3 separate regions of the Mus musculus genome follow, and regions 2 and 3 are each linked to region 1. The links are chromatin loops, found by intact Hi-C in ENCODE. Cell type or tissue: left cerebral cortex. All regions are shown on one strand. Links, peaks and the distances in the headings refer to the core of each region. The heading gives the core; the rest is flanking DNA.

What was found. Hi-C counts contacts between places; a loop is a spot of excess contacts. Peaks named below come from ENCODE experiments on the same cell type or tissue, not always from the same donor. Only the 100,000 strongest peaks of a DNase experiment are listed, where the experiment ranks them.
Region 2: it touches region 1 in a loop (6-fold over the local background); 9 of 42 quality-filtered maps call a loop at or near these places.
Region 3: a loop joins it to region 1, with 6 times the contacts of the local background. A loop is called at or near these places in 4 of 42 quality-filtered maps.

The regions. Positions count from the first base shown.
Region 1 is chr11:106,214,415-106,224,469 of GRCm38, forward strand. Ccdc47 (coiled-coil domain containing 47) reads right to left here and starts at 1,953. Exons shown (of 13, transcript NM_026009.2): 1 at 1,735-1,953. Ddx42 (DEAD box helicase 42) reads left to right here and starts at 2,512. Exons shown (of 18, transcript NM_028074.4): 1 at 2,512-2,742; 2 at 9,667-9,904. The coding sequence starts at 9,684. In left cerebral cortex, for the core only: no CTCF peak of the experiment used is centred there; DNase peaks (open chromatin) are centred at 2,067, 2,428 and 2,903; H3K4me3 peaks cover 3,151 bases; H3K27ac peaks cover 1,925 bases.
Region 2 is chr11:106,268,003-106,278,057 of GRCm38, forward strand. Smarcd2 (SWI/SNF related, matrix associated, actin dependent regulator of chromatin, subfamily d, member 2) reads right to left here and starts at 4,970. Exons shown (of 13, transcript NM_001130187.1): 1 at 4,491-4,970. The coding sequence starts at 4,706. It overlaps Tcam1 (testicular cell adhesion molecule 1), which reads left to right and starts at 8,720. Exons shown (of 8, transcript NM_001379686.1): 1 at 8,720-8,791. In left cerebral cortex, for the core only: no CTCF peak of the experiment used is centred there; DNase peaks (open chromatin) are centred at 4,267, 4,395 and 5,040; H3K4me3 peaks cover 2,511 bases; H3K27ac peaks cover 2,386 bases.
Region 3 is chr11:106,155,730-106,165,784 of GRCm38, forward strand. Limd2 (LIM domain containing 2) reads right to left here and starts at 4,447. Exons shown (of 5, transcript NM_172397.4): 1 at 4,322-4,447; 2 at 3,619-3,713; 3 at 3,433-3,477; 4 at 3,206-3,345; 5 at 525-3,104. The coding sequence starts at 3,660. The coding sequence ends at 2,945. Gm10840 reads left to right here and starts at 3,659. Exons shown (of 2, transcript XM_030246469.1): 1 at 3,659-3,729; 2 at 4,031-5,430. The coding sequence starts at 3,659. The coding sequence ends at 4,832. Map3k3 (mitogen-activated protein kinase kinase kinase 3) reads left to right here. Exons shown (of 16, transcript NM_011947.4): 16 at 1-927. Strada (STE20-related kinase adaptor alpha) reads right to left here. Exons shown (of 13, transcript NM_001252448.1): 11 at 8,991-9,232; 12 at 8,702-8,744; 13 at 7,245-8,462. The coding sequence ends at 8,310. In left cerebral cortex, for the core only: CTCF peaks have their summits at 2,519 (motif pointing right) and 4,223; DNase peaks (open chromatin) are centred at 2,528, 2,762, 2,993, 3,349 and 3 more places; H3K4me3 peaks cover 3,018 bases; H3K27ac peaks cover 3,793 bases.

The sequences.
Region 1 (10,055 bases), core at 539-4,538:
CGCAAGTGTGAACACTTAAGTACAGAAAGAAGATGCATCAGTCCAACTACCACGTTACTCCACGGGCTCAGACTGAAGGTACTGATTTTGTATGAAATCACAGAGTACAATGCAAAAATATTTCCAACCAACAAAAGCATTTATGCTACATTTTCAATTCTGCTCCCTAATCTAAACACCAGTCCTATATCTTTAATTATCTAAAAAACAAAACAAAAACAATAAACATCTGTTTTTAAGCATTGAAATTCAGCCTAAAGGATAGATGCGTGTAAGAGTTTTATTACTGATAGGGTATGTGTATTACGACTGATGATTAAACTAGAAGTTGTCTTCTGACCTCTCCATGCACAGCGATATAATACCTCCCCCTTTATATATGCCTGACCCAAATAAATAAATTAATGTAATTTTTAAAATGTTACAAAGGGAGGCTGGGGATGTAACTCAAGCTGTTGAGACTGTCTAAATTGATAGCAGGACCATATAAGATTGGGTGTGGCGGTTTACTCCTGTAATCCCAGCACTTGGGAGACTGAGGCCGAGAGTCCAAGGCCATCTTCTTCTACATAGTGAGTCCAGGCTTCAGGAGACCCCTGTCTCAAAAGCTCCAAGGGGCCGGTAGGGTGGGTGAGGTATCCCAGTACTCAGGAGTCAAATGCAGGCACATGTCCAAATTCAAGGCTAGCCAGGACTACATAGCGAGACCCTATACTTAAGGGGGTGGGGGTGGTGGCAGGTATAGTAGTTCCAGTGGCCTGCCCTGCCTTGTCCTACATAGTGATATTAGGCCAGCCTGCAAGAGTAAGAGGCACTGCCTCAAAGAACAAAGAGCGTCTGCTTTAGTGGCTCCCTGTCCAAGCAGAAGTAACTACATATCCCTGTCAATTTGACAGTCTGGCCATTTCAGTCTATACCAGGAGTGTTCACAACACAGAAGTGTTTCTAATGGAATTCATACAGGCTCCCTCAAGGTTATTTATGTTAAAATTATCCAAGCCATTTGTGCACTGGCTTTCTGATAAGACTCAGCTGGACCTGTCAACCCATTTCTCAGATGCACAGCTCTCTGCCAGGCCATCCAGCCTCTAGGACTTCTGAAGCAGAAAACACTAGACTCCAAGCCAGGCACAACATTAACACACCCATCTTGATTATCTTCCGCAAGCTCTCTCAGTAAAAAGGAGTATATGTAGCAATCATTGCTTGTCCTCCCAGGCCTCTGTGGCATCAGTCAAAATGATGAAATTTCTAGAAATGATGTAGACATTACTGTCACCTTACAAAGTAAAGTGTTGGTTACAAATAACTTGCATGTTAGAAACCTTCGGGTAAGGTCGACTCTAGAAGCGGTTGCTTCCGTGAAACTTCTAGTGTCTAGTCCTAGGTCCACCACGGAGAAGCCTAGTTCGATGCTCTTTTATTCTTCTGGCTACACACCAGATATTTTCTCAGATTTTGTCCTGTTGGTTGGGATCTACTCGAAACCTTCCCCCAAATCTTCCTAAAGCCCAACATAAAATGGAGCAGAAAAGGATGGACAGAGGTTTAGTCTTTTTTTTTTTCTTTTAATTCTGGAAAGATAAGTTGAGGGTATTGATGCATGTCACCACCGGCCGGACTTAAAGGGTTGGTTAGGAGGGAAACAGTACCTGGCTCTGCGGCCATGCAACTTAGTCACCGCTCGGCCTGGCACGGTCACACCGACTGGAATGTCATGGCCCCGCTACCTACCTGCACCCGAGGCTGCAACCGGGCCCGGGGCTCCTGAGGCCACTACCTCCAACCAGCCTGCCTTTGTCTGGTTTCTGTCTTCAGGTCGCAAAGATAATCTGCGGGCCGCGATGTCACTGAACAGCCCAGAACAGGTAGCTCAGTCACGGCACCCTACTCTTCACGTAGCTTCAGCCGTCCGTTACGTAGAATGCGTACAGCTAGTTTGCGCCTGCGCGCGGGGTGGGGGCGGGGCGCGGCCTTCAGGACATCCGCGCAAGGCGAGCTAGGGCTGCTGGGAAAATTACGTAACCCCCAGCGTCCCCTGGGCTACAAGTGCTCTAACTAGCGGAGGCTGCGTTTCTCCCGTAGGGTTCCGTCCGTCGGGTAGACGTCACTTTGATCGGATGCTCCGGAAGCTAAAGGTGGCCATAGTCTATGGGGCCATGTGGACAGAGGCATGAAGGGAAATGTTGCCCGAGTCGTGGGTTTTTTGTGTTGCTTTGGTTTTTGGCAAGGGACAAGAGCTAAGGGAAGGTGGACATTCTTATGTAAATGAAGTTTCCAATCAACACCTTATTACCTTGAGTTTTTCGGGCGGTTCCCCATCGCCGCGGCTCTCTTCATTGCAGACTCCCTCACTACACGACCCAGACACAATCCTCACCCAGGACCAGATTCCCGTCCGGGGTGTGTGACGTAGTTATGTTGCGTTCCGGAATCGGAAGAGCGGCATTAATTGGCGCCTTTCGGCAGCCGTAGCCCCAGCCCCACCCTTCGGCTCGCGCTCTACTTAGCGCGCATGTCAGACGCTCCCCCCACCCTACCCCCAGTCAGCAACGGGCCGTGAGGCGGCGGCGAAGGGGGCGGAGGAAGAGCGCGGCTGGACGCGGTCCCGCACCGCGCGTACGCAGGGCCGCGGGGGTTCTTTCGCGCCGACTGGAGTAGCAACTGCGTCTGCAGCCGCGGCAGCGGGTTTGGGTGAAGGGCTCGCCAGACGCAGTGCCGCTAGCCCGGGGGACACGAGAGGTAACTGGGGCCTGGCGAGGGCGGAGGAACCTCGGCCTCGTTTAACAAAGAATCGGCAGAGCCTGGGGACCCGGGTGGCTGCGGGGGTCCGGGCAGGGATGGGTACGCGATCTGGAGCCCCGAGGTGGCCCTCTGGAGCTACGTTGCCTTCCCACGGCTCTGCTCCTTGCACGTCTTAACGAGGCCCACTTGGCGGCTTTCCGGAGGCGGTGCTTGATGGGCTCCAGGAAGGGATTTTTCAGGGTGCTGGGCTCCGAAGCTGTGAGAGCCAGTGGAGGAGTATTGATCCTTGTAGGTAGCTGTTGGGGATTGCGGACCCACAAATGGAGGCGGGGAGGGTCTCGGTAGCGGAGGTTGACAGATTAGAAGGCTGTGATAGTCATTGATCTTTGTGAAACCTTGAGTAGATCATGATTAACATCATCACCATAGTTACAAACTTTTTGCGGCCTACTTGAGCCTACCTGATTTGAATAATATATATGGGTTGAAAACCTGTATCAGAATCGTAAGGAAAAAATTATACTAGTCAAGTTTGGAAGCATATATAAACTTTTCTGTCATCTTAGCTTTTTCCCTTTTCACCCCTACCCCTTTAGGCTGTGGTTTTGTGGCTTTCCTACTGTGTTGTTGTTGTTGTTACTATTTGCAAGTGTTATTTCTGTATTGTCTCCTACACATACCTGAACAGCTATTAAGCTGAACAATTATTAAGTAGAGTAGATATTATGTCTTTTTCTTTTTCTTTTTTTTCTTCCTTCGAGACAGGGTTTCTCTGTAGCCCTGGCTGTCCTGGAATTCACTCTATAGACCAGGCTGGCCTCGAACTCAGAGATCCACCTGCCTCTGCCTCCCAAGTGCTGGGATTAAAGGCGTGCATCACCACCCGTCGTGGGTGGTAGGTTATGTCTTAATTCGTTTAAACTTTGTAGAGTCCAATCCTGTTCTGACAGGTGGGAAGTGAACAGTAAGTCTGATATAAAAATTTATTCTTCCAGGGCGAAAATGTTATTTTACTTTACCTAGAAGGAGAATTGCAGTGATTCATTTAAAAATAAAATTGTTATTGCCTTGCCTCTGTGCCTGTTCTCTCTTGAATTGCTTAAGTGTTAAATCTATGACCACTGCACTCATGAGACTCTTTATATACATTTTTTGGACGTATTATTTTGTTTGTCTTTGTTTTTGTTTTTTCAAGACAGGGCTTTTCTGTATAGCTCTTGTTGTTCTGGAACTCACTCTGTAGACCAGGCTGGCCTGGAACTCAGAAATCTGCCTGCCTCTGCCTCCCAAGTGCTGGGATTAAAGGCATGCGCCACCACTGCCCGGCACGTTATTTCTTTATGTATGTTTATCATGCCCTCCTGTAGAGGTTAGAGGCCAACCTCTGGGAGTTGGTTTTCTCCTTCCACTATGTAGGTCCTCAGGATGGAATTCTGGTCAGGCGATTAATCTGTAGAACCATTTTACCAGTCCATTTATGAAACTTTCTAAAGAAGAAGGAGAGATGTGTGTTATGCTTTATGTTAAAGAGTAGTCTGTACCAGCAAAGGAGGCTTGGGAGAAGCTGCAATAGAGTAGTCAGGGAAAGCCCTTTCTGGTATCTAACAGATATTTAGGCAAGCTAGAAAATGGTGAGAGCATCTAACCACGGAGGTATCTGGAGAAAGGAATGTTCTGAGCAGGTGGACAGCAATCATGAAGGCCTTGAAGGGGACAAAGCTGGGCCTGTTAGAGGAGCAGTGTGTTTGTAGCACTTAGCAAATGAAGGAATGAGAAGATGAGGATGAAGATGAGATGAAGGATGAGACCGTAAAGGAAGAAAGGAAAACAAAGCAACTAGGGCCTTGTAGACGGTTTTGAAGATTTTGTCCTCATTCTGCATGAAATGGGGCTGTCTGAGCAGAGGAGTGCTAAATCTGACTTACATTGTAATTCAGTTCCATTCACTGTAATGTAGATTGTGATAATATAATGTAGTCTGTTTCAAAGTTCCAAGTTGTCCTTGGCTTTGTTAAAACTGATAGGAAAGGGGTGCTTTTCAGACAACTCTCACCACTCCCCTCACTCACATTTTATTAGATTTGGAATGTGATGAAAGTCTTGGTAAATGAGCTAAATACCTAATAAAAAAAAAAATGAAAAAAAAAAAAAAAAAAAAAGAAAGTCTTGGGTATTTGACAGCTTTGCATTACATTAAAGAAAGTGACAAAATTATAATTTGAATATAGCTATTTTTTATTCTGTTTTAATTTCCTATTAAGCCATTAAAAAACTAACTGGCTCAACAGTGTTTAAGATGTTCTTACTAAGCAGATTATTAAGTAGAGTAGATATTAACCAACTGTCATTGTAGCTCTCTTATGAAGCTTACCCCACTCTTTTACTCAGTGATCTTGATATCGTAAGTGGTGCTTGACCCTTGAATGGGAATCTGAGTTAAGAGATCTGATATTATCAATTTATCAATGGGGAGATTGCTTTCTGGAGAAATGATAACTATGCCTATAGTGTGGGTTGCACTGTATTGCCATACTTCACTCAATATATTTGAGTTTTATTTATTGAATTTGGTCCAGAGTCTCACTCTTTAGGTCATGTTGATCTAGAGCTCACTTTATAGCCCAGGTTAGTCTTTAACACACAGTATCCTCTCTGTCAGCCTCTTGAATGCTGAAGCATGGGTCACTACACATTTTTCCCCATTATTTTGGAGTAAAAACCTAGTAGTAAGGTGTATGATAGTCTCACCATTTTGCAAATGGAAAATCTGCTAATAACATCTTTAAGATTCATGCTATTAGTGGCAGAATTAGAGTTTGAATATAGCTAACTGGTATTATTTTACAATCCTGTTAAAATTTCTAAATGAACCATCACATTTTGGTGCCTGGATACCAAGCTGTCCTTTATAGCATCTTCAGTTATTCTCATCCAAGGGTAGCTCCTCTTTAAAACTCTTGTATGTAAAGCATGAATAATGAGTATCTGCTCTTAAAGACCTAAGAGAGTGAATGTAAATACTCAGCCATGAGATGTATCGTGTTTAAGAAACAATGTAGTGCCAGGTGTTTAAAGACCAGAGAAGGGGTTTAACATAAATCTATACAAATCATATTTGTGTTGATGCTCTAGAATTGTTATTCCAGTGAGCTGTACAGGTAAGAAGGACCTTGATAGGTCAATGTCAATAACAGATTTTGTGTGGGAGAACCCAAGTAGAGGTAAGAACTCCATCAGACTGCTTGATTTTCTTTGGAACCCTGGGCAATATGGGTGGTTAAAGTTATTTACTGCCACAATGCAACACCTAATTCTAGTCTGACTAACTGGAGAGCAGTTAAATTGAAGGGAGTGACAGAAACATAAATTGGTATTTTGAAGATGGTTTTGCTGAGTGTGTGTACTTCAGGAGCTCTGTTCTTTGATGTGACTTTCCTTGATTACACAGTATTAACAGACACAGTGCTGTTCAGCCAAAGGAAGTAGAAATTCATTTTGTTTGCAGTTTTGTCTCATTCTTACTTCATTTTATACTTTTCATTTTCATTTTATACTTCATGTTTTATAAATTATGGAATGTTAGCTAGTTGTAGATGCAGCTTATAGATCTGAGTCACATGACTTTTCCAGGACAACAGACATTGTTGAGGCAGAGTAGTAGAACTTTTGCCCTGTTGAGTAATATACTTAGCTCAGTGAGTCCTTGACTTGTCTGCAGTACCTCACCTCCTCGTCCTGCTTGCTTTCATTTCATGGTATTTTTACGATCTAAAATAGAATAATATCATTCCTTCGCTCCCTCCCCATCTCCCCATCTCTGACCACATTGAATTCCCTGAGGGCTTTCTGATTCCATGCTTGTATCCTCTGAGCCTAAAAAACAATTGCCTGACACAAAACAAGCGCGCCATGTATTTTGCTATAATGATCACTCTAGTAGTTATGTGGGGGCTTGATGACTGTCAGTCTTGTTGGAGAGTTGCAGTGGTAGAGTAAAGATGGAGAGAAGAGCATCTATTTCATACGGAGTTGGGGAGCACACGTCAGAGAGTGGGTAGTGATCAGAGTGAGACAGTGGAGCTCACCAGTATCCAGCTTGAATTGAGTCTGCTGTATGGGGGTGTTTGGGTTTTTGTTTGTTTACGAAATTAGGTGTTTTAGTTTTTAAAGGGATTCTTTTTTTCCAGTACTTGGGATGAGTCTGGGGCCTCACCTGTGCTAAGTCAAGAGCCATACCACTGAACTGTATAACTTGCCTGGAATCTTCTTTTTAAACCAAAGTAATATTCTGTTTAAGGTATATATGTAATGTTTTCTTTAACCATTCATCGGTCAGTGAACACGGGATGCCACCTTTTGCCTTATAACCCTGATTAATGTTGCTATGAGCTTGAATGAACTTTGCTTTCATTTGGTGGAGGTGTATATTTATAAGTGAAATTTCTGGGTTATATGCCAATTGTATGTTCTTCTAATTAACAGTAATAACAACCAAAAGAAACAACCCCAAAACATTTGTTGATAGAATTCCAACTAGAATAAGTGTTCCATGGATCCCCCACCCCCAGTTTTGTCATGATTTTTGTTTGTTTTGGTAGTAGATAAATGCACACATTTAATATGAAGCTTTACAGCTTACATTTTAAATGCCAATCATAGCTGTATATAAGTTGACTAAGTAATATATTTGGGTCTGGTTGGTTTGAGTGTGGTGTTTTTATTTTCAAGGGTTTTCTTTTTTTAATAATGAAGTTAAAAAAACAAAAACAACAAAAACCCTGTATATATTTATTTGTGTTCAGAATACAACTTGGAGGACTTGGTTCTCACTTTCCACCATGTAGATCCCAGGAGTTGAACTCGGACCTTCAGGTGAGGCAAGTCCTCTTGCCCAGTGATCTATCTTGTTGACCTTGCTTGATTTTTTTTTTTTTTTTTTTTTTTGGAAGAAAAATACTGATTGCCATAGTTACTGAACCTTTTTTGTTTGTTTGTTTTACATTCTACCAGCAGTTCGCAGAGGTTCCAGTTTCCCTACGTCTTTGCCAGCACTTTCTCTCCCAGAGTTATATCCTCAACCCTTAGACTTAGGTGATTCCAGTTTTGTTGCCAGCATAATAAAGTCCTGGCTATACCTTCTCTCCATCAGGCCTGATCAGTTGGCCCTGATGAGCCTTGGTGAATACAACAAATTGTCTCTGTCTTCCTCCTGGCAGCTGTGCAGGGGGATTGATAGCATAGTGATGGAGTGAGTGTGTTTCTCTTGAGAGCACTTTGCTGAGGATACTTGTGTTGCTTTTGGGTTAGTACAGTCTTGGGGGCATCCAGAAAGGGGGCAGTTGCTGATCTTCATTTTTGTGGCTTTGAGCATCTGTCAATACTGAGTACTGCTTTGGCAAGAGCAAGGGATTTCTTTGCTTTCAAAGATATATTGATAAAAAGCTGTTTTCTGGGGCATTTGTTTGTTTGAGGCATTATGAGATACCCTACTGTTTTTTAATAACAGTCATCCTGATCGATATGAAATGGTGTGCGTTGTGGTTTTGATTTACATTTCCTTCATTGTTTGTAGTATAAGGATTTTTGAGACAGTCCTATACTGTGTAGACCAAGCTGGTCTTGTACTTGAGATCCTTCTACTGTAACATCTTGAGTACCAACATTGCATGTGTGCATTACTATACCTGGCTTTGATGCAAGGTGTCTTTTCATGTAATCTACTGATCAGTTATATATTGTCTTCAGAGAAATCTATTCAAGTCTTTTGCCTAGTCAAGTGTTTTGTGTGTTTGTATGAGTGTTTGCCTGTGTGTGTGTGTGTGTGTGTGTGTGTGTGTGTGTGTGTGTGTGTGTGTGTGTGTACCATGTACAAAACCTGGTTCTAGTGGAGCTGGAGGAGGGTATTGTATCCTCCGGAACTGGTGTCGTGACAGTTTTGAGCCACCATGTGGTGCTGGAAATCAAACCTGGGTTCTCTGGAAGAGCACTAGTGCTTTTAACCTCTGAGCCATCTCTCTAGCCTTCTCTTCCTTACCTTCTCATTTGTTTGTGGCTTTTGTTTTTTTGTTTTTTTTAAGACGGGTTCTCTGTAACAGACCTAGCTGGCCTGGAACTTGATTTGTAGAGCAGGCTGGCCTCTAACTCAAAGAGATCCTGCCTGCCTCCGCCTCCCCCTTATCTATTTTTAAGACTGGATTTGTATTTAGTGAAATTTACCTGAGTAAATGCTTAGGAATAAATATTTAAGCCAGGGGTGGTGGCAAATGCCTTTAATTGTAGTACTCCAGAGGCAGGTGGCTCTCTGACTTTGAGACCAATCAAGACTACCAAAATAAAAAAATTAAAAAAAAAAAAAAAAAGAGGAGGGAGGTAGGGTGGGGAACAAGCAAGGTTGAAGGGCCAGTGAGCGAGCCGCATGATAAACCTAAGTTCTGATCTGCAATTCCCACAAGGTGACGAGAGCATGTGGACAGTCCTTTCATTTCCACACTTGTACCAAAGCACACGTTTGTGTTCACACACACTAAAGATAGTAATGATAAAGGTTAAGAGATTGTCTTGCAATTTCGATCCTATATTAGAGATAGTAGGTACTGTCTTAGGATCATTCTTGACAACTCCATCCAATAAAAAGGTTATTTTACACAACCTCATAAAAGTACTTCTTTTGTTTGGGATCTCAATAAAATGAATAATAGTTTCTTAAATATTTTAAGAGAAAATCATTTGGTTGAAGTTGTAATTGTATCTGAAGGCCAATGTTACATGCCTTCACGTGGTACTGGGGCCTCCACACGTGGGACAAGTAAGTACTGTACCACTAAGCAGCACCTTAAATTTGTAGGTAGACATAGAAAATGAACTGAGGGTTAGTAAGGCTGTTTACAAAGTCACATTAATATGTGTGCATCTTGTTCCTAGCACCAGTCATTGGCATCATGAACTGGAATAAAGGCGGCCCTGGAACCAAGCGGGGATTTGGTTTTGGAGGTTTTGCTATCAGTGCTGGGAAGAAGGAGGAAGCCAAACTGCCACAGCAGTCCCATAGTGCCTTTGGGGCAGCCAGCTCTTCTTCTGGATTTGGAAAGTCTGCTCCACCACAGCTTCCTTCTTTCTACAAAATTGGATCTAAACGGGCCAACTTTGATGAAGAAAATGCGTAAGTGATAATTCTTGATGATTAAACCAGTGTGAAATACTAATAATTTTCAGGATTGAAGTTCTTGTCCCCCACCCTGAATTTGCTTGGATTAAGGTATACAGTATTCATGTGCTTGCTTAAATTGTTATTCGGGAATGGTGGGTTTTTT
Region 2 (10,055 bases), core at 2,678-6,677, 56 kb after region 1:
ATGGGAAGAAAGGCAGTAGGGATAGCAAGCCCATTAGGCCGCAGCACCCCAGGTGAGCAGGTACAATAGGATGGCTCGGCCATGTCACAACTTGTGGGGATGGCCTCAAGAGAGTACAGACACCATCTGGTCACCATATGGTCCCTATGGCCCTAACACAACCTGGACCCATTGTCCCCTCCCCCACCCCACCCTCCCCCTCCTTTCTTATTGCCATGCCCCTATCTCTATGTCAAAAGACTTTCAAAAAAAGAAATTATGGTTCTTGGGTGGCCTGTGGGAATGGGAACAGCAAACATCTGGACTCTGCCCATGGTCTCTGCACCACCTGGCAGCCAGGCCGCTGCTGGTTCAACTTAACCCGTGCCACCCCCAGTCGCAGAATGCAACGGTCCTGGGAGGCAAGGATACAGAGTCACCAGCAGCATCAGTCTGGGTGGCACAAGCAGCCTTGACTTCCCATCCAAGGCCCAGGTTTCTGCCGTTTCCTGGGAGCCCTCCACCTCCCAGCTCATCCACATAGCTGCTGCCTGAAAGGCCTGTTTGGCAGCTCTGCCTTGCACACACAGTCCCTGGCAGCTTCACAGGGCTGGCCCCGGGGCCCAGGTTATGCAATCAATCAGTACAACCAGACAACCGGGCCAGCCTGGGTGGAGATTCACACTGAGTTAAAAGACACCCCCCCCCCCAGCCCCCACACCCAAGCATCCTGGAGATGAGTCCCTGTAATTTCTTTATCTAGCATTAAGGAGTCAGACGCATGACCCAGAGACAAGGGAAAGGGGACAGAAGCAGAGCAGGATGACAGTGGCAACTGAGGAGTTAAAAGTGGGAGACCCTGGGACCTTGGGAGTCCTGCCACAGCCTCTCCTCATCAGGAAGAAATTCATCAATGCTGCTGAAAGGCAGAAGACAGCCTGTTTCTCTGCCCTAATAAGCCAGAGCAAGAGATTATAGAAGGGGGGAGGGGACAGAAGAAAAACCTCAGGTGGCCACAACCTGAGACCCCCATCATCACTCCAGACTTGAGGTTTTCCTAGAGTAACTGCAGATATAATCTGCGGTGCTCTGCCCTCCCCCCAAAAAGCTCTCCACTGGGGTTCATAAAACCTGTAGTACGGCTGAGCCCTCCAGGAAATCCTGAGGCAAGGCAGCCCAGGCAGGCCTGGGATAGGCCCCACCCAGACATCTGCTCTAGACTTCTGGGGCTCAGGCTCCAGGCCCCTAGCTCACCCACAGCCTCAGGGGAAGGCTGCTCACAATTCAAGTCCTAGTTTCCTCTTTGTCAAGCTCTACACCTGGGCTTTGAAGAGCTAGTAACTCCTACTTAGAAACAAAACAAAGTCAACCGCCACAGATTCTCAGCCTCTCTGCCAGCCTGCTCCACCATGGGGGTAGGCAGGCCTGCTTACATCCCCAGGACACCAGAATACAGTAACTTCCACTTGGTCAAGCACCAACCCCACATTCTAGGCTTGATTTTATAACCACCAAGACAAGGTTAGTAGGCTAGGCCTGATTCTGCCATCTCTGGGTTAAGAATGTAGGGTTCCAGCAACTACATAATGGCTCACAACCATCTACAGCTAGCATACTCATATACATTAAATAAATAAATAAATAAATAAATAAATAAATAAATAAATAAATCTTTTTTTTTTTTAAAGAAAAAAAATGTAGGGCTCAAGTAAGCATGCTCTGCCGGGCATGGTGGTACACGCCTTTAATCCCAGCACTCGGGAGCAGAGGCAGGCGGATTTCTGAGTTCGAGGCCAGCCTGGTCTACAAAGTGAGTTCCAGGACAGCCAGGGCTATACAGAGAAACCCTGTCTCGAAAAACCAAAAACAAAAAAAAACAAAAAACAAAAAAATAAAAAAAACAAACAAACAAAACAAAACAAAACAAAACATGCTCTGCTCTCCTCCAAATCTGTAGCCCTGGTCCTTCTGATAGCTGCCTGAACCTAAGAGCCTCATTTGGAGGACATACCCTGACCCTATGAACAGAGGTATTTTAAACTCTGAGCTGAGTGAACCCTGCAATAATGCACACTAGGTTTTGTTAAGCTCTTCAGGGTAACTATACTCCAAAACTAGAAAAAGCCTCTAGAGTTAGGTGGGCTATCAATTTACTTCAGCAGGCTCCCCAATATGCTCATCTTGAGCACACAAGTCTGCTCACCCCAAGAACTCTAACCAGGAGCCCCTCTGGCCTCAGATCCCAAGACTTGCTGGAAGTTGGACATGGGAAGAAGCAAGCGGGATCTCCTTCAAACTCAACCAATGCTAACTGGGTTCTCCTTCCCTCCTTTCCCCTGCCTTTCCCTGGAGGAGGAAGAGGAAGAAGAAGAGGAGGAGGAGGAGGAGGAAGAGGAGGAGGAGGAGGAGGGGGAGAGGAAACATAGTTGGTATGGGATGCCCAGATTCAAGGCTATCTCCTTTCTCACAACTAGCAGCCGCAGCCATTTGGCTGGCCAGCCTGGCCTCAGCATAGACCCAAGGCTACTCTACAAAATATGCAGGAATCCATCTTCCAGTCTTCAACAGGGGCTTTCCCAATGGCATGTTCTCTATCAGCTGCTTTCCAAGGAAATGGGTCTACATAGTGAGTTACAGGACAGCCAGGACTATATAGAGAGACTTGGAAAACCAACCAACCAAACAGACATCCCCAGTGCCTGTAGGAAGCTTCCAGACCAGCTCTAAACAAGCAGAGCCAAGGGCTGACGCAGAGACTCATCAGTGATATACTAGGCCCATGAATCTCCAAAGAAAGCCACATGGGAAAGATAAACCCCGCTAGTATCCTTGGAACCACGTCTATCTCTGTTTATACCCAAACTCGTCATTTTCTTTTTAGATAGGAGTTGAAATGAAGGGGGTCACTTATCCCCACTCCGACCCCCAGTTAGGTATCTCCTGGGTATCTGATTCCTGGGCTGGAGAGATGGCTCAGTGATTAAGAGCGCCGACTGCTCTTCCAAAGGTCCCGAGTTCAAATCCCAGCAACCACATGGTGGCTCACAACCATCTGTAACGAAATCCGATGCCCTCTTCTGGTGTGTCTGAAGACAGCCACAGTGTGCTTACATATAATAAATAAATGAATCTTTAAAAAAAAAAAAAGAAATCTGATTCCTGGGTGGAATATGCATACATCATGAAGATCTATTTCTGAGACTTCTACCTAGAGACACCAGCAGGGGACAGAGCAAGCTACAGTGCACACCTCTCACCTCTCTGGCACATAGGTTGAGAGACATATGGCCTTGTCAGGAACCTGAGGGATAAGGAAAGAGAGGTTGGGCGTGATAGTGTGTGACTGTAATGCCAGACACTTGAGAGAAAAGAGTTCAAGGTGGGCTTTGGCTACACAGCCAGCCTGGACTATATGAGACCCTGTATCAAAAAGCAAGTAACAAAAGTGACAAGGATGTGGGAGAAGGATGGGCACAATCCCCAGGAAAGGAGGTGCAGCTCCCTGATACAGCAATCGTCTGCCACGTGCAAAGCCCTGCCTGGATTCCATGCTCAGCACCAAAATGCAAAAGCAAAACAAAATTCCCAAACATTCTGGAGCCACTTGAACCAGAGCTCTGGGGAATGAGGAGCGCCACATGCAGAATCAGGCTGAGTTCCCAATGCACTGACCACGGGTCCTGTCTCTGCTTGTCAATGGCCTTTGATGCTGCAACCTGAGACAGCTCTCTGCCAAGACAGAAGGGTCAGGGCAGTACCCTGTGCAGCCCAAGACCAGCAGGACTCCACAAAGCCTCCCTGCTCCTCCAAACTTTACTGGACACTGGCATCAAGAAGGAAAGCCCCGTACAGAGGATATCTTGAATGGTCTGTTAATGGGATCGGGCCTTCTTCAGACCTGGACACAGCTATTTCTAATCTATCCTGGAGTTATCTGGGCCCAATCTCTTTAGTCTCCCATTTCGTAGGAAGCCTGGCTTCCTTCCTCCTCAACTTGAGCAGCTGGGAGCCATCTCAGACATACTAACGCTCTGCCAGTTCCCAACTAGGAAGAAAAAAAAAAAAAAAAAGAAAGAAAGAAAGCCAAGGCAGAGATGCAGTGGGACCGAGGCCAAAGAAAGAGTAACCCTGTTTTCTCACTAACGACCCTCTTCCAAATTTTCCTCACCACATCCCGGGTCACTCCCTCACCTCCACTCCGGGACCTGTCTTACACTTTCAACCTGATTGCCCACAATTCTCTAGATCTCACGAAGCCTCCATCTCTAAGTTACTCGGAGCCAAGAAGCCCCGGGACTCCTCTAACTGCTCAAGCCCTCCACCGCAGAGGGCTTTCACCCTTTCCCCAACACTGCCTCCAACCCCGAGCCACTAACCAAGGGACTCTGGCCTGCCCGCCACCAGCCCTCGACAGTTCCTCCTGCAGTGTCCCCTGGGCCGCCTGTCCTCACCTGAGGCCCCAGGGAGACCGACACAGCGCCCTCGCGGCGCCGCTCGCCTGCCCTCCTCACCTGGTACTGCGCCGCGGGGCCAGCGGGGCCCATGGGGCGGAAGGCGGCGGCCCCCGGTACCCCCATGCCTCCAGAAGGCCCCGGGCCCCTGAGCGCCGGGCTGGGCAGCATTCCGGGTCCCGCAGGCGGAGGCGGCGCACCAAGGGCCGCGGCAACGGCGCCGCCGCCGGGGCTCAGCGGAGGCAGCGGGAACCCGCCCGCGCCACGGCCGGACATCACTCTGTCCCGTCCCGCGGTGCAGCGATCCGGCCTCCGGTCTCCGTGTTGAGTCCGCTCCGCGAGCTACGTTCCGCGATCCGGGACTTCCCGATTTTACTACCGGGTTCCGGGATCTTCTACTCCAAGTTCGCAAGTTCTTTGCAGCCCGGCTTTAGGATCCCGCGGCCCCTCTGACTCCGCTCCTGCCAGGGATACTCCAGATCCGGGATGTGCCGCGAGCCCGCAGGCCTCTCCCGGCCTCCGGAGGTTTGATCGCCGGAGTCCAGTTACCCAGAGGCGGTTACGAACTCCCAGCCCCGCCCAACCTAGACCCTGCAGGCCCCGCCCCTGCCCGGCAACCCAATCGAGAATGCCTCTTTAAATCCCGCCCTCGCGAGACCCGCCTCAAACCAGCACCTCCCATAACTGACGGCCTTAGAGCCCCGCCCTTGGGGGAGGCGGCCTTTTCCCGGAGGAGCGGGAGCGGAAGCTGCACGCGGAAGCGCGGAGGAGAAAGGCGTGGGGTCAGAGTTCGAAGGTCGCGTAGGGCCGTCCGAACTGTTAGGTGTTTGCTGTTTGCTCCGTAGTGCTGCTGCCTCGGCGAGATCCCCGATATGGCCCATCCAAAACAGTTCCGTCAATTCTGCGTCTTCAAGCCTTAAAAATAAGCGATCCGCGGCGGGAAAGCCGCCAACCACTTTTTAAGAGCCCATCTCGGGGCCGGTGGCATAAGGCACCCCACACCCACCCACCCATCTACCCCCAGAAGCCTGTATTGGTTGCTCCGCGCTTCCAAGGACATGGGCGGCCCCAGACGTGACCCAGCTGAGTGAAAGCTTGGCTTGGCCCAACTCCGAGTACTTAACTGCACTAACTTGCCCGTGCCTTTCTTTAAGGAAGCCTGGTAATTCGCAGAAAATGTTTTTAGGTGAAGGGATTTTGCATGCTGAGAGAACTCCAGGTACTGAAATAAGTTTTATCCAGTTTGTATAGGACTTAGTTTTGAAAAGTTGAGAATCAGCCGGGCGTGGTGGCAAACGCCTTTAATCCCAGCACTTGGGAGGCGGAGGCAGGTGGATTTCTGAGTTCAAGGCCAGCCTGGTCTACAAAGTGAGTTTTAGGACAGTCAGGACTACACAGAGAAACCCCGTCTCGAAAAACCAAAAAAGAAAAGAAAAGTTGAGAACCTTTTCAGAAACCACTGGCTTCGGCTATGTTATAGACCTACCCTCTGTCAATGTGGTATCTCCTACCCACGGTATAGAATAGTGCTACTTAACTAGGCACTGAAAATCCTCAGAATCAGGTTGGGGGTGTAACTCAGGTTATAGCGTGCACAAAGCCCTGGGCTTGAACCCCAGACTGCATCAACTACATGGTGGTGCATCCTCAAAATCCCAGCACACAGGAGGAGGCAGGTGGGCCAGAAGTTCAGGATGGTTCTCAGCTGCATCACCAGTTGATTCTACAGGAGACCCTATATCAGAAGAAAGCCGAGCTTTTTGTTAAAATGTGGTTTATGGTTCAATGAAATGGGGGCAGGGTACAAGATTCTGTATTTCTTTTTTGGTTTTTCAAGATAGGATTTCTTTGTGCAGCCCTGGATGTCCTGGAACTAGGTCTGTAGACCAGGCTGGCCAAAGATGACATAGGCTTTGGTCTTTTGACTAAACTGCTTTTGTTAACTTGTCCAATAAAGAGTTGTCCTGTAGGTGGGTTGATCTCACTTGTGTGCCACAAAGCTTTTGAGCTTTCAGAGATGGTAGCAGGTCCCAAAAATGTCAGGGAAGCAGGGTCTCGAGACCAAAGCCAGCATGAATTACTTATATGAAAAGTAAGGTCTGGATCAGTTACCTAAGACTGTCTGGGCAGAGTGAAGGCTCAGTTACCTAAGAACTAGACCTCCTGGGCAGAGAGAATGGGGGAGGGGGGTCTGTCTCCAGAAAGGCACCTTCAAGTGACTTTGGTTCAGAGCACCTGTTTAGTGGAAGCCATTTGAAAATTAAAGCCCTGAAAGTGCACAAACACACACACACACACACACACACACACACACAACTCTTCTGTGATCACAGTCTTTACATACATAATCTAACAGGCAATCTAAAGTATAGAATCTGCAGACAGTGGAGGGACCAGAGCTGATGTAAAAGAACATGGAATTAGGTCCTAGGAGCTCAGCTTCCCATCCTGGAACATCCCAAGAAACTTCATTTAATTGGCTTCTGGGGCTGCAGTGACAAAGGCTTGGCAAAGAGGAGCTTATGAAGTCTGGAAAGGCTCTTTTGGAAGGAAAAAATGACTTGTAACGTTTACAGCTTTGCTTGGGTTCTGCCATCAGTGTTTGCCAGATGTTTTCTTCTACTCCTAAGCTAGCGTGTCATATCGGCTTCTTTGCTCTGGACTGGGGAATATAACGGCGTTGGCAGTGTGCTCGCCTAGCATGCGTGGAGCCCTGCCTCCCATCCCTAGCACCACATAAAGCTGGGTGTGGTCATGCATGCCTGTAATCTCAGCACTTGGGAGGTGAAGGCCAGAGAAGTGGAAGGTCAGTTTCATTATTGGCTACAGTGTACATAATAAGATCCTGTCTCCAGAAGGTGGGGGAGGGGCTCCTTTGTTCAAAGAGCAGGAAAGCTAAGCCTGCATGAACTGGCCTGTGAATCTTCTGTGGGGTCAGCCAAGTTTGACTTGCTGCTCTGTAGAGCCAAGGCTTGCTGTTATGGTCCTAGTGTTTTCTTTATATCATGTAACAGCATCAGTGTCTGACAACAGAGAATCAGATAATGCACATGAAACAGTGTTACATGGTCAGTAAAAAGGATGCTGCAGGGATGGAGACATAGCTCATACATTAAAGCTGTTTTCCGGTGATATTGGCTATTTTTCTATTGCTGTGACAAAATGTGATGACCAAAGCAATTTAGAAAAGGAAACACTTAAACTGCATGTGGGGGGTGCAGACTTTTGGTCCCAGCACTCAAGAGACAGAGGCAAGTGGATCTCTGTGAGCTCAAGGCCAGCCTGGTCTACAAAGCCGTGTTGCACAAAGACACCCCGTCTTTAAAAACAAACAAACAAACAAAACCCATTTAATTGGCCTTATGGTTTCGAAGGGTTAGAGTCCATGCTAGGGGTAAAAGGCAAGGTGGTGACAACAGCTTAGAGCTTTCTCTTTCTCGACACCACCGTCATCTTCCACCCCCACCCCCATTCTGAATCACGTACTTCTGTTTTCCCAAATCTTTCCTAGCTCCTCAGCATGTCTTCCACCCCATCCAACTGGCTTCCTGCATGGGCCACCCTAGCCAATCCTCTGGCATTTCTTTTCCCCGAGAAAGCAAATCAGAACACTTCCATCCACGAACCCGAGTGTCCTCACTTATCTTCATCAGGGGACTTCAGAATGTAGCTCTCTGGGCTTCTCAGAACTCTCAGGGACTCTGAGCTGAGTCTGAGATAGGAGAGGCGCTTCCACCTTCCCTTCCATCCCGACTTTGGGAACAGCCCTGCTTTGCTGTATCACGCGATCGCAGGATTGCCTGTAAAGGACCCCACCGCTCTACATAGTCTAAACGCCGGTAACTTTTGGGAAAGCCTGTCTAAAGAGCTTAGTGCGGCATGGTTGACTTTACTGTCTGTCCCCACCTAGCTTATTGTCTACCAACAGCCCAAGTATCAAGGCATGACCTTGCACTGGTATTTCTCTTGCCACCAGCTCCCATAAGCAAGGGTTATGGGTCTGCATCACCAAGCCTCGCTCAGTAGCGATTGTCTAGAGACAAATCCGCACTCCTTTCGAAGCAGGAGATGGCTTCCCTACTCTTCTTCCGAAGCACCCAGCTTTTTAAGCTATTTGTTCACGCTTCTCCTCTCAGCCAATCCTGTTAAGAGGCAGAGTAAGCGTCACGAGTTTCTGGGCAGATCAGGGGACTTCGGCGCAGCACAGGCGCACAGCGCCCCTTACAGGAGCACGGACTCAACGGTTGCCGCACGTGGTGGTTTCGAGCGCGTTGGCGATGTCGCTGTTCAGTCTGAGGTCCCCAAGCATCGAGGAAGGTTCGGCAGTGAGGCAAGAGGGGCAAGACGACCGCTTTGACTCAGTGAGGATTTGGGTCCTATTTGGTTTGCTTGGATTTATGTCGGTTTGTACTTGTGAAATCCAGGAGAGGATCAGCTAGCAGGTGGGGGAGTTAGCCAACACGCCTGGAAGTATTTGGTTCCCATCTATTTCCAAGTGTTTTAAATACTGCCGTTAAATGCCTTCAGACTCAACTGTATGCACGCCACTTTCCCAGCGAAGGCTGGCCTTTTGATCCCCCATCCAAGTGTTCCTTCCCACAAGTATTAGTTTATATTTCCTTTGGTTCCACCATTGGTAATTGCTATAACCGTTCCAGTCTGTAGGAACCCATCAGTGGCTAAAACAAGGGACCCTTCCTTCATGGTGTTTATAGTGCAAGGAAGACAGACACAGCCTTTTTTCTTTTTCTTTTTTTCTTTCTTTTTTTTTTTTTTTTTGGTTTTGGTTTTGGTTTTTCGAGACAGGGTTTCTCTGTGTAGCCTTGGCTATCTTGGAACTCACTTTGTAGACCAGGCTGACCTCAAACTCAGAAATCCGCCTGCCTCTGCCTCCCAAGTGCTGGGGTTAAAGGCATGTGCCACCATGCCTGGCCGGACACAGCCTTTTAGTTCAGGGAAGAGAGGCACAGCGGAAACTTGGAAAAATGTTCCTGGCATACCACCACCACCACCACCACAAGCCATTGGCAAGAGAGATCTTTATTCAGTGGCCAAAGATGCTTCTCAATTCAGAGCTGGCTGACAGTAGTGGTCATGTTTTCTGAGACAAAGTCAGGACTTTCCAGGACTCAGGGTTAGGCAGTGCTGTCCCTTTTTGCTAATTTCATGGACTGATGATTGTAGTCACCACTGCTGTAGGTGACTTTAAAGGGGGGTGGGCTCTAGGTCAAGTTAACCCCGTATTATCCTTTTGAACCAAAGTGTTTTCAAATGGTCCCATATATCTGCATGCAACACTGTCTGAAGACAGAGGCAGGCCTCTTTATTCTCTCCAATCACTCATCCAAGGCTGGATTGAAGAGTGCTTTCAGTCTTCAGGATGTTTAGAAAAAAAAAAAAAAAAGTAACCCAGGCAACCATTCTTAACTGTGGTCAGTTGCAATCTATAACTGGAAGACCAACACTGCATTGCTACACTGTGTGACCTTCACAGTGAGTAGCTTTTTAAGTTAACAGAGAACAACTGAAATTAGGGGGAGTTATTTAGGTTCTCTCCGTGGTAACACTTACAGGGCATGGCCACCGTAAATGTGTTAGAGGTGATGTGTAGGATAGGAAAGGAAA
Region 3 (10,055 bases), core at 2,383-6,382, 57 kb before region 1:
GAGAACAGAAATTGAAAGCAGCTGGTTTTGCAGATATGTGTGTTGCACGGTGCCAATTGGGCCTGGGCCCCTCTGTTTTATTTCCTTTCCCTTGGGGGTCTGTCAGGCCACTCTCTAACTGCTCTGAAGCCAGTGAGCAAAGTCCTGCTTCCACCTCAGCCTTTGCCCAAAGTAGGGACTGGCCCCTCTTCTAGACCAAAGCTGCCAAAAGGCAGCTGGGCCTCTCCATGACCCCATCCTGATGGCTATATAGCACCCTTTAGCCTATCCCTATCCACACCCCGAACCCAAAGGAGATAGAGATTGGTGGGGTGACAAGATGTTAGATGAGACAACTCTGCTTGTCACAGGTTCAGGCTCTCACGGAGCTCCCCCCATATCCCCATGGGGGGGGGGGGGGAGTGTATTACCTCATAGGCAATGTTTCTAAAATGAACTTAAAAGTAAACCAACAAATTCTGCACTCCAAAGGGGGGGTGGGGGGGAGACACCTTTTTTTGTGCCAAAAACTGTGGACATGCTGGTTCAGCAGCCTCAGGACCAAGCTGTTAATTTATTTTTTTCTTATTAACAAATCCAAATGACAAGTTGTGGGCCTCCAGGGTGGCCTGGGCCCAAAGGTTATGAAGGAAGGTTTCCTAGCAGCCCTTGGCCTGCTGTGCAAAGATGCTACACCACCTTCATTTGTTCTTCATTCCATGGGGTTTATCTGCCTTCACCAACCCCACATGGAAGGGCCAAGCCTGGGTCAGGTGCACGCTGCCACCCTCCTTCCCCTCCCTCCCACTTGCCCAGCTCTGTGTCTGAATTGTGGAATGTGCAGAAGAACCTGCAGCCATAGTTATTGACTATATCTTGACTGAGGGCTTGCAGTGCAAAGCCAGGCCAGTGCATTACTTACAATAAAAGGGATCATTTATATCAGAAGGGTCCTGTGACCATGCTTTCGGTTAAAGGTGGTGGTGGGAATTTTTACAGGGATGGGTTGGGTACAATGCCTAACACCCAAGTTGAGGCCTCTTAAATAGAACTTGAAATGGCTGCCAAAAGCAGCCTGTGATAACTTGGCCAAGGTGGCCCCTCTCCTTCCCTTTTATCCCAGCGCGTCACTGGGACAGCACTGGTTGTCCATCTGAGCCGAATCCATCAATAGCTGAGTTCCTAGGACCATTCATGGCATTTTGTAGTCTTCCTGGCCGAGGGGTTTCCCTTGGTCCCTTACAGAACATCAGTCAGAGGCAAGGTCTCACTATGTAGCTCTGCTGTCCTGGAACTCACTACATAGAACAGGCTGATCTTGAATGCACAGAGACCCACCTGCCTCTGCCTCCTGAGTGCTGGTATTAAAAGCATGTGCTGCCACGTCCAGCCCAGCCACTGTTTCTTTACTGCAGCAAGAGACCATCCTTGTCCCATAAATCCAAGGCTTTGTCGTGCCTGCTTCCCAGATGCCCACCTGAAGGAAGTCTACAGTGATTCACCCATTAGCAAGACCAGAGGCCGGGCTGCCTAGCAGCCTTTGACCTCTTGCTTACCGATTCATCTGTCCCATAGGCAGTTTGCAGAAGCCAGGAAAATAGGGCTTGGGGCGAGACAACTCAGACTTCCACTGAGGGAGCATCTTCACACTTGCCTTGTGCTTCTGCTGTGTGATGTCGTCCCTCAGTGTGCATGAACTCTGAGGAGCGCAAAGTTTGCCCCTGGAGGTCCTGGCACAGTAGCTGTGACATCCCACTTCATACAAGAGGCTCCAGGAAGATGACAGTCATGAGGAGAGAAGGTGGAAGACGTTGTACTGGCAGCACTTGATAGGCTATGGATTCCTACCATTCTTTGCAGATTTCTAGGGTAAAGGACTAGGAGGAAATTGGACAGCTGGAATCAGCTAGCAGAAAGGCAGACACTAAGGTCTTGGCCAAGTCAGAAAGGTTCTCTTCTGTACTCAAGTGTAGTGAATTAACCTCTGAAGAACCGAAGCCAGGCATGGATGACACAGGCCTTTTTAATCCCAGCACTTTGGAAGCAGAGGCAGGCAGATCTCTGTGTTCTAGGCCAATCAGAGCTACAGTGAGACCCTGTCTCAAAAACCCAAAACATTTGTGTGGTTGCAAGCCAGTGTGCCTGGCTACTCTGGGACGAGGATACACAGTGGGATTTCAGGTTTGACAGCTTAACACCCCAAGGTGGCACAGACCACCAGCCCCTTTAAGGCCAGGAGTATTGTGGGCTGTCCTCCATTCCCCTCGCTATGAGGAGTCTGCTGCATGCCTGCCACAAAGCATCCCCATCAGGCCACACAAGAGAGTCAAGAGCTGTTTAAATGTTTTTAAAAGAGGGTTGATCACAACAGAACAGCACAACAGATGGAGGAGCATAGCTACTGCCGACCCTGTCAGCTGAGGCTCTAGCAAGAGCTTTAGCTTTGTGGTGCAAGGGACCCCCAGACCCTGAAGGCTGCAGGCTGTCTTGCCTCTTCCCCAGCCCTCCCCCCTCAGCGAGGTGGCATCTATGAGGCCCAGTAGATGGCACTCTCCCTCTTCCAGTCTCTGTGGCTCATTACCAGGCTAAGGGGCAGAGGTAGATGGGGAGACAAGGGGGTACACAAGGCCCAGGTGGCAGTGAGGGAGCTTGGGACCCTGAGGAGGGCATGCTGACTCCTTGCTGGAGAAAAGGCACCTAAGTAGGGAAGCTGGGCTTGTGGGCCTCCCAGGGAGCCGTGGGGTGAGATGAGGTGGACTAAAGGACACAGTATGGTGAAAATTCCAATTCTGGTTCCCAACGCCAACCTCCCATGGGAAAAGTAAGGAATCCTGGAGCAGAGCCTTATGCCTGAAACCTGTGTGAGGGAGCCTCATCCTCTCCCACCCCGCGCCCCCGGGTTAATCTCCTTTCCACTGCCCAGCGGGAGGCCATGTGCTGGGAGGGAATGGGTGTTAAAGGGGTCTCAGGCCGTCTTGGTGCCTGAGTCCACCTCCTTGTGGGCCCAGAGCTCCTTGTGCTGTTTACGACCAAACCCTTCATCGTAGTTGCCTTTACTCTTAAACAGCTGCTGAAAGTGAGGTCTGCAGTAAAATTCACCGTGCATTGCAGCATAACTGCCCAGGCTGTGGAAGCAGAGAACATCTGGGTCAGTCTGGGGCAGGGCGGGAAGGTAGGGTAAGGGTGGGCAAGTAGGTGGGCAGGCCGGGACAGGGCAGGAGCGCACCTGAGTTTGGTGTGGCAGTGTTTGCAACAGAAACAAGAGTTGTGGAAAATGAGCTTGTCTGCCACCAGCCGCTCCATCGGGTACACAGTCTTCTGGCAGGCTGCACAGGTCTCCTTCACCTGAGCCCGCAAGCTAAAGGACTGTGGAGTAGGAGCAGAGTACACTTAGCAAGAAGCCGGGTTAGCGCCGACCCTTTCCTCTGCCCACACCCACCCTTAGGACCCTACCTTAGACCGCTGTACCGTGCTGCTGCCACTGCTGCCTTTGGCTTCCTGGGGGAAGAGGAAGAGTCAGAGGGGTCAGCTCTCCGGTGGCCCAGCCCACATCCCAGGGGCACTCGAGGTGGCACAAGGTGCCAAGCAAACAAGCTGCTCTTGTCCCCTTGACTCCTCCCCACCTGGCTGGACACCTACATGAGAGGGGGTGGCCTGGGCGGCTCCGGCAGCTTGGAACATGGCTCTTCAGAGGTGCTTGGTGGCCCTGGAGGAGATGCCGAGCCAAGAGGGTTCTGCAAGGGGAAGTCAGTCAGTGGGGCCCCATGAGCCCTCCCCCACTCTGCAGGCTGGGGTGTTTTTAGGCAGGGGGTTGGGGGGCTGCGGTTGGGACTTTCCCTAAGTCATTTCCTGTTGCTCTGGGTCTTGCCACTTCCGCCCCTCACCCACCCCCAACAGCCTACCCGCCCCTCATACAGCCCCCAAGGGTTAGGGGGTCCCTGAGTGGAAACATATGTGGAGACAGAACAAAGTTAGCGAGAGTGGCCGGGGACAGGGGCTCCACGGTCTTTGCCTGTGGGAAGCACAGGCAGAGACCCCGCCTGGGATGAAGGGAGGTCAGCAGAGGTCTGGGCAGGGTACCGCCAGACCCGCGCGCCCCCTCACCGGGCTTAGACGTCCAGCCCCTAGACAGTGCTGGGCCCGACCTCCTGCCTGGCCAGGCTGCGCTGCCTCCCGCGCCCGCTCTTCGGGACCCCAGACCCCGAAACCCCACCCCACCACGAGCCGGCCCTACGGGACCGACGCGAGCCTCGGGATCCCCGCGAGCGCAACGCGCGAACCGCCAGGCGGCGTCGGCCCCGCAACGCTCCGCGCCCCTCCCCCCGGCCGCCGTGGGTCTCACCGGGCCCGGCCTGCGCCGCGGGGCGGGGGTCGGTCGCTGCGGGACCGCCTCGGGTGCAAGTGGCGCGGGCGCGAGCTGCCGCCGCTGCCAGTGGTCCCCGAGCGGCAGCCGCCGCCTCACCGCGGCGCCGCCCCCGCCGGCCCCCGCCCCGCGCCCGCCCATTGGCTCCGCGCGCCCGGGGCCGCCTCCGGGAGAAGCCGCCGCCGACCCCCCTCTGTGCTTTGTCTTTCCCTTGCTCGCCGTCCCCCCGCCTTTGTCTGCCCCCACATCGCTTTCACAGCCCGCGCTCTCCCGCCTCCCGGAGCCAACCTCCTCTGCCGCTCGTGGAGAAGGGACGACGGCGGGGACCGAATCGCAGATCTCGGGAGGAGACGAGTTCAGCCTGCGATCGACACGCAAGGCTCTTCCGGCGCGGACCTTCAGAAATGGCCTGGGCCTTTACTGCCTCGGTTTACCCGTTAGCCGTTGTGAACGCAGTCCCATTAGCTCCGCCCCCTTCTTGCGCTCTTAAGACCCAGTAGTTTGAGGCACCCCACTGTGGGGACTCGGGAGGCAGGTCCACTGGCAGCCACGGAGTCCTACAGAGGAAGATGGAGGCGGCTCGTAGTCCCTCCGTATACCCCGATGTTAGGCCAAGGGAGCCGGCGGTGGGCCCATGTCACTACTGAAGGGGTGTGACAGATCCGCTATCCGAGAACTGCAGCCTTGTGGTTTCCGAAATCACCAGCCCCCTTAAGCTCGACATCCTAAATGGTTTCTGTGACCAGATTTTGTGGGATTAGTAACCTCGGGCCTTGCCATGGCCCAGGTCAAGCCCCTATCTGAAAGGACCCACTTCCTTGCATCAAGCACACCTTGTTCCACCGAAGGGAGCAGAGAGCCATTTAGGCTGGAGTTGTTTAGAGAACAAAGTGCAACAAGAGCTGCTTTTGCCGCTCCGCCCCAGCCCACTGCACAGCAGGTTGAGGGGAAGGACTCTAGGCAGCAGCATCTAGGGCACAGACTTCTGCTGAGGGCTTTGCCTGAAGCCCAGCTGGAGACTGTCTTCACACAGCCCTCGGCGACATATTTCCACACCCCTGTAACAGGAATAAAACTGGTGGCTCTAGCGCAGGCCCACGCGTGTCAGGGAACAGAACAACTTACCGCCTCCTGCCTGGCAGGGGAACAGGGAGGCAGCAGGCAGCATCACCCATCCCCACCCGCGCCCCACTGTGGTGCTAATGCACCCACGCTGAGCTTCGCTTTTCTCCCTCAGCCTCAGGTCGATGTTTGCCTGCACTGAGGCTCAGCCTGGACTTCGTAATGGGTGTTCCTCCACAACTAGGGGTGACTCTTCCTAGGAAAAATTATCCACACCTATCATCAGATTCTCCAAGGGAGCTGTTTTGTACAAGAAGGGTGAAGCCCTTAGGGACACCAGGCAGCTGCTCCGGGGCACTGATTGGCAGCCCGCCCTGCTGGGACCATCTGTGGGCAGAGCTGGAGAAAGCTACCACAGTCAGCAGTTAGCTAGGAGGAGGAAGGATCGAAAGCAGCTAACTGTGGGCCCACGCCAGCGTTCTGAGTTCGAAGCCACCCAGGGCTACAAGTCATATCCTGGTACACACGGACACACACACAAAAAATTTTTTTAAGTATCTGAGAAAAAGTTGGGCAGGGGCTAGAAGCGCTGGAGTGTCACATGAGCTTCTGTCACATGCCATTTCAGGTCCCCTAGCCTACCTCCAGTAGGAAAATTTTTTTAAAGTTTCTTTAAATGTTCTGTAGTTGTTAGACAAGATCTCTAGCCCAGGCGGGACTCAAACCAGCTATGTAGCAAAGGGTGATGTTCAATCCCATCCTCTCGCCTCTACCCCCAAGTGCTAGGTTTATAAAGTACTCTGAGCCATGCCCAGTAGAGAGAGTCCTGAGGAGCTGGGGAGCAAAACATGGCGCTTGCCAGGCGGTGGTGGCACACGCCTTTAATCCCAACACTGGGGAGGCAGAGGCAGGCGGATTTCTGAGTTCGAAGCCAGCCTAGTCTACAGAGTGAGTTCCAGGACAGCCAGGGCTACACAGAGAAACCCTGTCTGGGGGGTGGGGGGGACACACGACATGGCACTTCACGTCTGCTGTGTGAGTACTCTGCCAACCAAGCTGGACTCCCAGCCTCAACTGTAAAACTTCCTAAGAAAACATAAAGTTTCCTTGGGGAGCATTTGATGGTCTGAGAATTCTCAGAAAAAAGGGGCATAAGACCTCAGCCAGAGGTGAGGGCCTCACCCAGGGGACTGGCAAGGTGGAAAATGCTGAGCTGGGGTTGTACACGTGGGCATGCACAGGAACAAGGTCAGAACAGGTCCCCTTGCTCCTCATCCCTGGCTGCCAGCCAGGACGACAGGTTCTTGGGTTACACTTGCTGGGTATTAGTACCAACCATAAGGAGACAAACATCAGGTTACAAGACAAAATCTTCCACCCCTTGCTGCCCAGAGGTGGGCTTGGCTAGTTGCCAGCACTGGTACCCTTTCTGATAATTTTGCCAAGGCAAAATCTAATACTAGGGCTGGCAAGATGGCTCAGTGGTTAAGAGCACTGACTGCTCTTCCGAAGGTTCTGAGTTCAAACCCCAGCAACCACACCCGTAATGAGATCTAACGCCCTGTTCTGGTGCGTCTGAAGTCAGCTACCGTGCACTTATGTATAATAATAAATAAATCTTTGGGTCAGAGCAAGCAGGGACTGAGCGAGGGGAGTTTACCAAAGTGAGAGGAGCTGACCGGAGCGAGTGGGGCTGACCAGAGCGAGCAGAGGTCCTACACCACATGAAGGCTCACAACCATCTGTACAGCTACAATGTACTCACAAACATAAAATAAATCTTTTAAAAAAATTTTATACTCAAACTCTAGGGAATTAAGAGACCACGGAGCCGGGCGTGGTGGCGCATGCCTTTAATCCCAGCACTAGGGAGGCAGAGGCAGGCGGATTTCTGAGTTCGAAGCCAGCCTGGTCTACAGAGTTCCAGGATAACCAGGACTACACAGAGAAACCCTGTCTCGGAAAAGAAAAGAAAAGAAAAGAAAAGAAAAAGGTGACCACGGATGTTTCTTCTAAGACCAGTTTTCTAAGAAACTGGTATGTATGCTTATGAAAGAAATCACTGCCAGGCCAGCGGCACAAGTCCACATAGCCCACTCTGGAAGAACCAGTGACCTGCAGCCAATCCAGCCTGGCAATCCCAGAAGCCAGCATACAGGCTCTGAACACAAGGAAACACTGGTGCCATTCCCAACATTCTCTGAAAATTTTAATTTGTTCTGACAATGAAACTAATACAACTTAAGGACTCTTAAGCCCTCAGATGAGGCAAGACATGTATGGCCCTTGGAGGAGGCACCAAGGCAGCAGCTGGCAGGAGGCAGTAAGATGGATTCTTGGGAAAGGAGTGTAATAAATGAGCTAAGATGGTTTCAGGTGTCAGGGCCCACGAGAGGTGGAGATGAGGATGGCCAGTCCCAGCCTTAACTGACCTGGTGCTCAGTAGCTGGGGCAATGCCTGCGGCTGGGCAGGGCCAGACAGCTTAGGACTTGTCCCCTTTCAGCCCTTCAGGACATGGGAACAGAGGGAAGAGGGACTAGGCTACTGAGAGCAAGTGTTGGGAAGAGGATGTGAAGGTCCCTGGGTCAAGAGTTACTCTGGGCCTGGCCGTGAGCCTCGGGGCCCATGCAGCACTTCTTCCTTCTAAGGAGGTCCCCTGAGCTCACACAACAGGATGTCAGCTTTCCGGCCTCTCCAAGTCCCTGGTGATTGGGATTCCCTGGGTCTCAAAAGCCACAAAAACAGTGAAGTCCCTTCTAGAATGTCCTTTCAAGTAGCCAACAGCCAGCTTGGCAGGCAGAATATCCTTTGAACCCAGTCTGTGGCCAGAGGCAGATGCTGGTCCTCAAGAAGGCCCCAGGCTCATACCCCACGCCAGCCAGCTGGAGGACAGGCTGCAGAGACTCAGAACTCCCAGTCATCCACCTCCAGGTCTTCTAGGTTTGTCACCAGGCCGAAGATTCCACTGTGATCCTGAGACTGGCTGCCCTCGAAGTTGGTGATGGGAGTGACTGGGCGGAGCAACTCAGGCAAAGCCTCGGAAGCACGCCGCTTGATCTGAGGGAGAGAGACAAGGTGGGTATGTGTCCTACAACTCAGGTCCCAGGAGCCAAAGCTCCTGCCCTGTGGTGTTCTAGAGCCAAAAAGGAAAGGAAGGAGAGAGCGAGCCCCTTGGAGCTCCAGAAGGACGGTCATCGCATTAGTTCAAACAAGCAGAGGAAGGATACCTAACCACCGAGGGGGTCAGCGGCTCAAGTCACAGGGAGCAGCAGCAGGGAGCCAGGGCACTACCTTACCTGCTTGAAGAAGGAGTGGTTCAGCAGGGTGCTGGCGTTTGGCCTGGAGAGAAAGGGGACGAGACCCATATGACCCCTGGGCTCAGCTGTCCAAACCCAGACCCTCTCCTGTCTCACTGTCTCCCAGTACCTAACAGCCCAAGCTACCCTCGCCAGTTTCTTAACAGGAAGTCAGTTCTTCCTGCTGGGTTTCCAGATATCCATGTGAGAGTCGCAGCCTCTGGAACACTGGCTGCAGCCCCTAGGCTCCCTCTGCTCCCTGAAGTCCACCTGATGGCCAGCAGAGTACCTTGCGTCAGGGTTGCGCTGAAGGCACTGTTCCACAAAGTTGTGGAAGTGAGGCGAGAAGGTTCGGTGGTAGGGGTGGGAAGGCGAGTCGCCATTGGAAGGCCGGAGGCTACCAGCAGCCAGGCTGTCATTCAGGCCAGGGTTGGCGATGGAGCGGGAGGGACTCATGGTCAGCTCCTCGGCAGGGATGGTGCTGGTGTCCAGCAGGCAGGGCACTGTGCCATTAAGTTTTTCTAGCAGCATCTAGGAAAGAGAGATGGGCCTGGGTGAGAGGCCCAGGAGGGCCAGGAGTCTCCTCACAGATCTCCTCCTCCCTTGAACAAATGGGACCTCTGGCCGCGGAGACAGGTGTTGGATGTGCTAGGTACATTTGACACAAAGCAGAGTCATCTGAGAAAACGCCCCCACATGAACAGGCTATAGGCAGGCCGTTAGGGCATTTTCTAAGTTAGTAACTGACGGGGAAGGGCCCAGCCCACTGTGGATGGTACACCCTTGGGCTGGTGGTCCTGGGTTCTATAGTAAAACAGGCTGAGGAAGTCCCGAGGAGCAAGGCAGCGATTAAGCAGCACCCCTCGTGGCTTCTGCTTGAGTCCCTGCCCTGCCTTCTCTTAGTGCTCTTGTTTCCCACAAGTATACGCCAAGTGCATTTTTCTTCCCCAACTTACTTGTGGTCATGGTGTTTCACCACAGTAGTAAAAACCCTAAGACATGATGTAAATCTGGCTTTTGCAGAGGAACACTAGCCACTGGCTGGCAGTGAAGGCAGATGGGAAAGAATGGGCTGGTCTGAAGGGCTCGGCGTCCTCGCTCCCTTTGCGAGGCACTGCACTGCAGTAACTAGAGCCCTCTCTCCAGAGCAGAAGCAGACTGGCATGGGTCTCTGTGCTCCCAGCTCTGCTCTACCAGGGCAGGCGGGTCCAGTGGAGCCCACAGTGGAGCATCTGACACACAGCACCCTGGGTTGACGGGCATGCTGCACCAGAAGCCCAAAGCCTTCAAACTTGTCACATGCAAAACAAGCCACACCTTGAAGATAGCTGTCCCCATAGGTGAGCTCATGAAC